Linked DNA regions of Mus musculus: region 1 is linked to region 2. The links are chromatin contacts, found by POLR2A ChIA-PET in ENCODE. All regions are on one chromosome and are shown on one strand. Each heading gives the region's core, a stretch centred on a gene start or an enhancer-like site at or near the end of the contact. The rest is flanking DNA. Distances are from core to core; before and after follow the strand shown. Region 1 holds the start of G3bp1 (GTPase activating protein (SH3 domain) binding protein 1). Region 2 holds the start of Sparc (secreted acidic cysteine rich glycoprotein).

The links. ChIA-PET counts read pairs that join two places held with the same protein, here RNA polymerase II (POLR2A).
Region 1: POLR2A ChIA-PET joins it to region 2 with 73 read pairs in Patski. The contact joins the promoter of G3bp1 here to the promoter of Sparc in region 2. POLR2A ChIA-PET finds 5 or more read pairs at or near these places in 5 of 5 experiments (Patski and embryonic stem cell).

What each region holds. Positions count from the first base shown.
Region 1 is chr11:55,468,436-55,471,135 of GRCm38, reverse strand. G3bp1 (GTPase activating protein (SH3 domain) binding protein 1) reads right to left here and starts at 1,384. Exons shown (of 12, transcript NM_013716.2): 1 at 1,335-1,384.
Region 2 is chr11:55,418,782-55,421,481 of GRCm38, reverse strand. Sparc (secreted acidic cysteine rich glycoprotein) reads left to right here and starts at 1,402. Exons shown (of 10, transcript NM_009242.5): 1 at 1,402-1,694.

The DNA.
Region 1 (2,700 bases), core at 135-2,634, 50 kb before region 2:
GAAGATTCTGAGATCCTCTTGAATTCCAGGCCAGGAAGGGCTCCACAGTAAGAATTTTTAAAAAAGGCAGTTGATCATCGATGGTTCGGCAGGAGACCTAATGGCTGTGCTTGCCAACAAACCCAATCGGTGACTGTGACCCACTGCACAATAACTGGACACTGGACACCATCCTCTCCCCAGCAATTTCAGATGTGACTTATTTTTGTGGCTCTGGTGACTGAACCCGGGGCTTCCTGTATTCCATGCCAAGTGCTCCACCTCTGCACTGAAGCCCGGGCCGGTCCTATCCAATTTCAAACTTTAACTTCAACTCTTGTAAGAATTTAAACACTTTGTTTCCTTGGACTTACGACCTTCTCAAACAAAGGTTTTTTTAATCTAAGTTTGTTCTGATTCACAACTAAAACATTCTAAGTTAAAAAGGGGTCTTGAAGAGTCAAGATCTAATGTCAGAGTTTGACTTCCTGTTGGCGGGAATTTCCCGTTACCTCGAGGTGCGTTTCGGACCTGCTGAGAGGCACACTCGATTACATTACACTCACTGTATTTTTCTCTATTTTTCCCAGAAGCTAACTTGGAGGCGCATCTATCTATCTATGTAAGTGCGAAGAAAGCTAAGTCTTCCTTTGTCATTCAAAACCCCACTCCTAATCTCTTCTCTGGAGTCCCCCACTGGCTCGCAGATGCCACCACGGGACTTCTTATACTGGGGTTTGCACCTCAGATTCAAGAGCTCAGTGGCCGATGGTGTCCCACAGCCACGTAGCCTGCACAGATGCCTGTCCTTTCCCTACAGAGGGCCTTGATTCCACCTCGTTCTCCTGTTGACTGGACCTACCTGATTGCACCCAGGTGACCGGGAAGGGCGGGAAAAAAGGGAACTCTCGGCATAGTGCAGGGGGAAACAGTGGGGGGATTGGAGAGATCACGTCTTGGCGTGGCTGTCTCTGCACCACTGAGCCCTTGAACCCGGGGTCGCGCGCCTCCGTTCTGCAACCCTGGGAGGCGCGATCACGCTCTCAGCTTGGGCTCCCCCAACCCCCATCCCCATATCCGAAGGCTTCCTTAGGGTCCAGGCCCAGCTATACCATCCGGAAGAGCCGGCGCGCGCCAGAGAATGCGCGTGGAGCACGCAGGGCCGGCCAGACGCGTGACGCCCGCCGTTGGTGCGGTGGACCACGCGCGGGCCCTAAAGCGCAGGCAGGAGGCCGCGCCGGCCGTTGGTGGGGGTGGGGACGCGCCGCGCGGTCTCCCGGGGCGCCCCGCTCGCGGCCGCAGCTCGGCTCATGCCCGGCCCGCATCCGATCAGCCCCACCCGCGGGCCCAAGTACCTGCGCGGCTGAGCGGGAGGACAGGGCTGCTACGTGGGAGGAGGTGGCGGCGTCCCTCGCGCGATGCCGCGGCACGCGTGCCCGCCGCCCGCTATATAGCCGCGCTCAGCCGAACCTGCTGCTCCCGGTCGCATGCAGGGACCAATGGCCGCCTCGCCACCGCGCCCCTTGGCTATGATTGGACAGCGTCTTTGTCTAGAGGCCGAGCTCCTGAGTGGCTGCCGCATCTGCCTATAACTGAAGGAGCTAGAGCCCAGATGGACACGAAACCTCGCCAATACTCAGATGGTCTATAAAAATGAGGGCGGGATGCACTGAGAGCGACACTCAGACAAGCCAATAGTTGCATGCACCCGTTCTCATTGGCTTACATTTCTTTTTCTGGGCGGAAACCCACTGTCCAGGCAGGAGCGGTTGATCCACAAGGTGGGGCCCGTGTACTTTGGGGAAGTAAACCCCATGCAACTAGGAGGTAGGCGCGGGCGGGGAGCAAGGAAGCCCCCAGCCAATCGCAACACCGAATGGAGCTGATTGACAGGGAGGGATGGCCCTCTCCAAAGGCAGCCCCAGGGCCGCCGTGCCCTCTGGAGCGGTTAAGAGGATGGACTAGCTGCGTCTTCCGTTCCCTTTCCTTTCTCTTCCTCTTAGGTTGAATCCTGTCCTCGAGGACCGGTCTCCCGCCTTCCCAGGCGACTCTGGTACCCGGGATCTAAGTAACAGTTTCCCGGGTTTTGTTTTTTTGGTTTGGTTTTTTTCTCTTCGCATCAAAACTTTTTTTGCATGCATTTCGGAAGAGCAGGAGCTGCTGACCCTTAGCATTACTCAGCACGAATGCAGTGGCGACCGAGGACAGCGAAACTGGCTTGGTCGGCACCCCAGAGCATACCGCGAGGCAGCCTCCCTGGCGTTTGGGAATGCTCTTGTTCCCGGGTGGCTTCCAAGCTGGCGTGCCCGGGTGGCTCCTGGACGTTTTCAGGTTTTCCAATCTTGTGATTGCAGAGACAACATCCCATCTTTGATCACCCTCTGGCTGGCGAAAGTTATAGGATGCGTCACCACCAGCCATTGTCACATGCTTTTCAAACTGAAATGGGAACTTTACCCAACTCCTAGGCAGACACGCCTAAGGTTCCCCCATAAAGGCTCCAGGGTCCAAATAGTAGTACCTCAGTCTGCTGCTGACCCCAACTCGGGGGGGTTTTGTGAGCCTTCTGGCCACCATGAGCATTTTATATTAAGAGCTGTGATCCAAATGCTAAACACAAACTAGACTAGTCTGTGTTCCCTGGAGGCAGGGAGAATTCCAGGCCATCCTGAGCTACACGAGTCCAAGGCCATTCTGAGTGACATGAAATCCTGAAAGCAA
Region 2 (2,700 bases), core at 153-2,652:
TCCAAACTGCTTTGGCTGGAGAGCAGGAGGAGTGTGGTAGATGAGGGCGTGGCAGGGAAGGCAGGGATCCTGGTGTGTATAAGCTTATCTCTAGACTGTTCTTTTACCTTCTCCAGTCCCCTGTTATCCAAACTCAATGGCTGCTTCGATATCTACGCTTTCAGGAAGTTTCTGCTGATCTGACCCCCTGGGAGAAGCCTTGGGGTCTGCATCACTGAGGAAGTGGTTCTGCACATGAGGTGCATCCCTTTAGCCACACCCCAAACTCCTGCCACCACGTCTATTCTGGTACCTCCCCAGGTAGGCAGGCCCAAAATGTTCAGTCAAGAGCTGCTGCATAGATGAGGAGTGTCCATGTTCCCCAAAGAAGAGTGGGGCTGAAATGTAGACTCAGCGTTCTCAGACCACTTTTGGTCAGGTGTTACTGGGTAAGCTGTTTGCCCTGCGTGAGCCTGTGCCCCTGTTATTAAAATGGCCTCTTGGGACCGGAGAGATGGCTCAGCGGGTAAGAGCACTGACTGCTCTTCCAGAGGTCCTGAGTTCAATTCCCAGCGACCACATGGTGGCACACAACCATCTGTAATGGGGTCCGATGTCCTCTTCTGGTGTGTCTGTCTGGGCTGCAAATGCAGCTTCATTGGTAGCATGCTTGCTTAACAATCATTAACACCCCCCCCTGCCCCCCCCCCGGCCCCGAGGTCAATCCTCAGCACTAAATAAAATAGTCATGGTAGGTAGCACACACATGTAATCCTAGCACCCTGGAAGTAGATAGAAGTAGGAAGATCAATAGTTCAAGGTCATCCTCAGCTACATAGTGAGTGGTCAGCCCAGGCTACGTGCGACCTCTTCCAAAACCAAACAACACCTAAATGAAAGGCCTGTGGCTTCCCCACCAACCCTGCTATTGCTTCTGATCTGACTATCAGTATTATTGCTCTGAGTTTGTCAGGTACTGACAGCGCAAGTCTTCCAGCTTAGTTCTAATCCTTCACGTACCCGTGGTTGGTGCCACTAGACCTAGAGGGGACTTCGCCTCGTTATCAAGGATGATGCCACCAGTATCACCAGTGGCAGCTTGTTTTGTTGGCACTGAGAAAACTGGGTACTTTTGCTCCCCCACTGCCATGCCAGCGTGCACTCTCTGCCTTGCTGTACATTGCTAAGCCCAAGAGAGTGCTCAGGCAAGTTCACTCGCTGGCTGTGTGTAAAGTAGGACAAGGGGCTTAGCCGTGCCTCTGTGACTCTCTCTCTCTCTCTCTTCTCTCGGTTAATGTCTAGGACTCTTCAGTCAGCAGCCTCGGCTCTGAACAAGGCCTGGCCTGTTCTAGGTGATTCCAGCAGCTGTTCCAGCCCTGACCCTCATGTCTGTTTAGGCAGGAGCCCCAGAACAGATGAGACAGGTGGGGCCAGGGTGTCTGGGTAGCACACAGCCTACCACAAGGCAAGGAAGGGAGAAAGAAAAGACAGCTTTGGTTCTGGGGAGAAGGGGGAGGCAGGCCAGGGGAAGGAGGAGACAGAGGAGGAGGAGGGCCTTTGAGTGGAGGCGGAGGGTGAGACAGACCCTGCCCAGAGCTCCAAGAGGCTTCCTGCTGCTCGCCTCTAAACCCCTCCACATTCCTGCAGCCCTTCAGACCGCCAGAACTCTTCTGCCGCCTGCCTGCCTGCCTGCCTGCCTGCCTGCCTGTGCCGAGGTATGCACCTCCCTGTCAGCCCCTGCCCTTCTGTAAGCTTCATCATCTCCTCTCTGCCCCATCCCCATGACCAGTCTCAGGGGGAGGTGAGCTGGAAACCTGTTGCTCACTCACAGGGGAACTTGTTGTCTCTGTAGCACTGCAGAAAATAGCCATGGTTTGCGGGGACCGCTTTCTCTGTGTTCTCTGGTGGCAGAGGCTACTGGTCTGTCCTCTGTCACCCTCGGAGGCAGCTGCCTCCTTTTCTGAGAATCCGATCCTCATTTGCCCATCATGACTGCCAACCCAGAGAAAATCTGGCTGGCAGCCTGTTGGGTCTGGCTTCCTATTCTGGGAGAACAGACATCCAGTTCTGGGTCAGAGCACTGTTGTCCAAATGGGACTTTGCAAGAAGGATAAACAGATCTGTAAACAGCCAAGGCAAGACATTCCCTTTAGTCAGTTCCTCTGGGAAGGCTCTGGTCCCTTCAATCTCTGTCCACCCCCACCCCATCACCCCGTGGCATTTCAGTCAGTCTGAAATGCCATTGTCTCTCCCAGCCTGGGGTTGCCATTGTTCCCAGCCTAATTCTGAGAGGTGGTCATCACTGGCATTAACATTGCTTCTACCGTATCTAGACATCTGAGAAAGCCAACAATTTGATACAATCCAGAGACGACAGGGAGGAGGGTGTGATGGGGAGGAGGGAGACAGAGAGATATAGCTCCAGGACACTTTTCTTGCTACTACTGAATCTATCCAAGACTCAGCCTGTTGAAAGCTTGTCTGCTCCAAGCTGTTCTGTAAACTTCCTGTGACTCCTAGAATGGCTGGAAATAAGCCTCACCTAAGGGGGACAAACAGGTATCAGGCATCTGCCTCAGGGACAGACAGCACACCTGCAGGGAGGGAGTGTCTCCACTGACAACTCTTTTAAGTTTCTAGAACCTTCCTAGTGTAGGGAGTGGAGTGAGATGCGGACCCTACATGAGGTAACAAGCTTTAGGCAATTTGTGGGCGATCTCA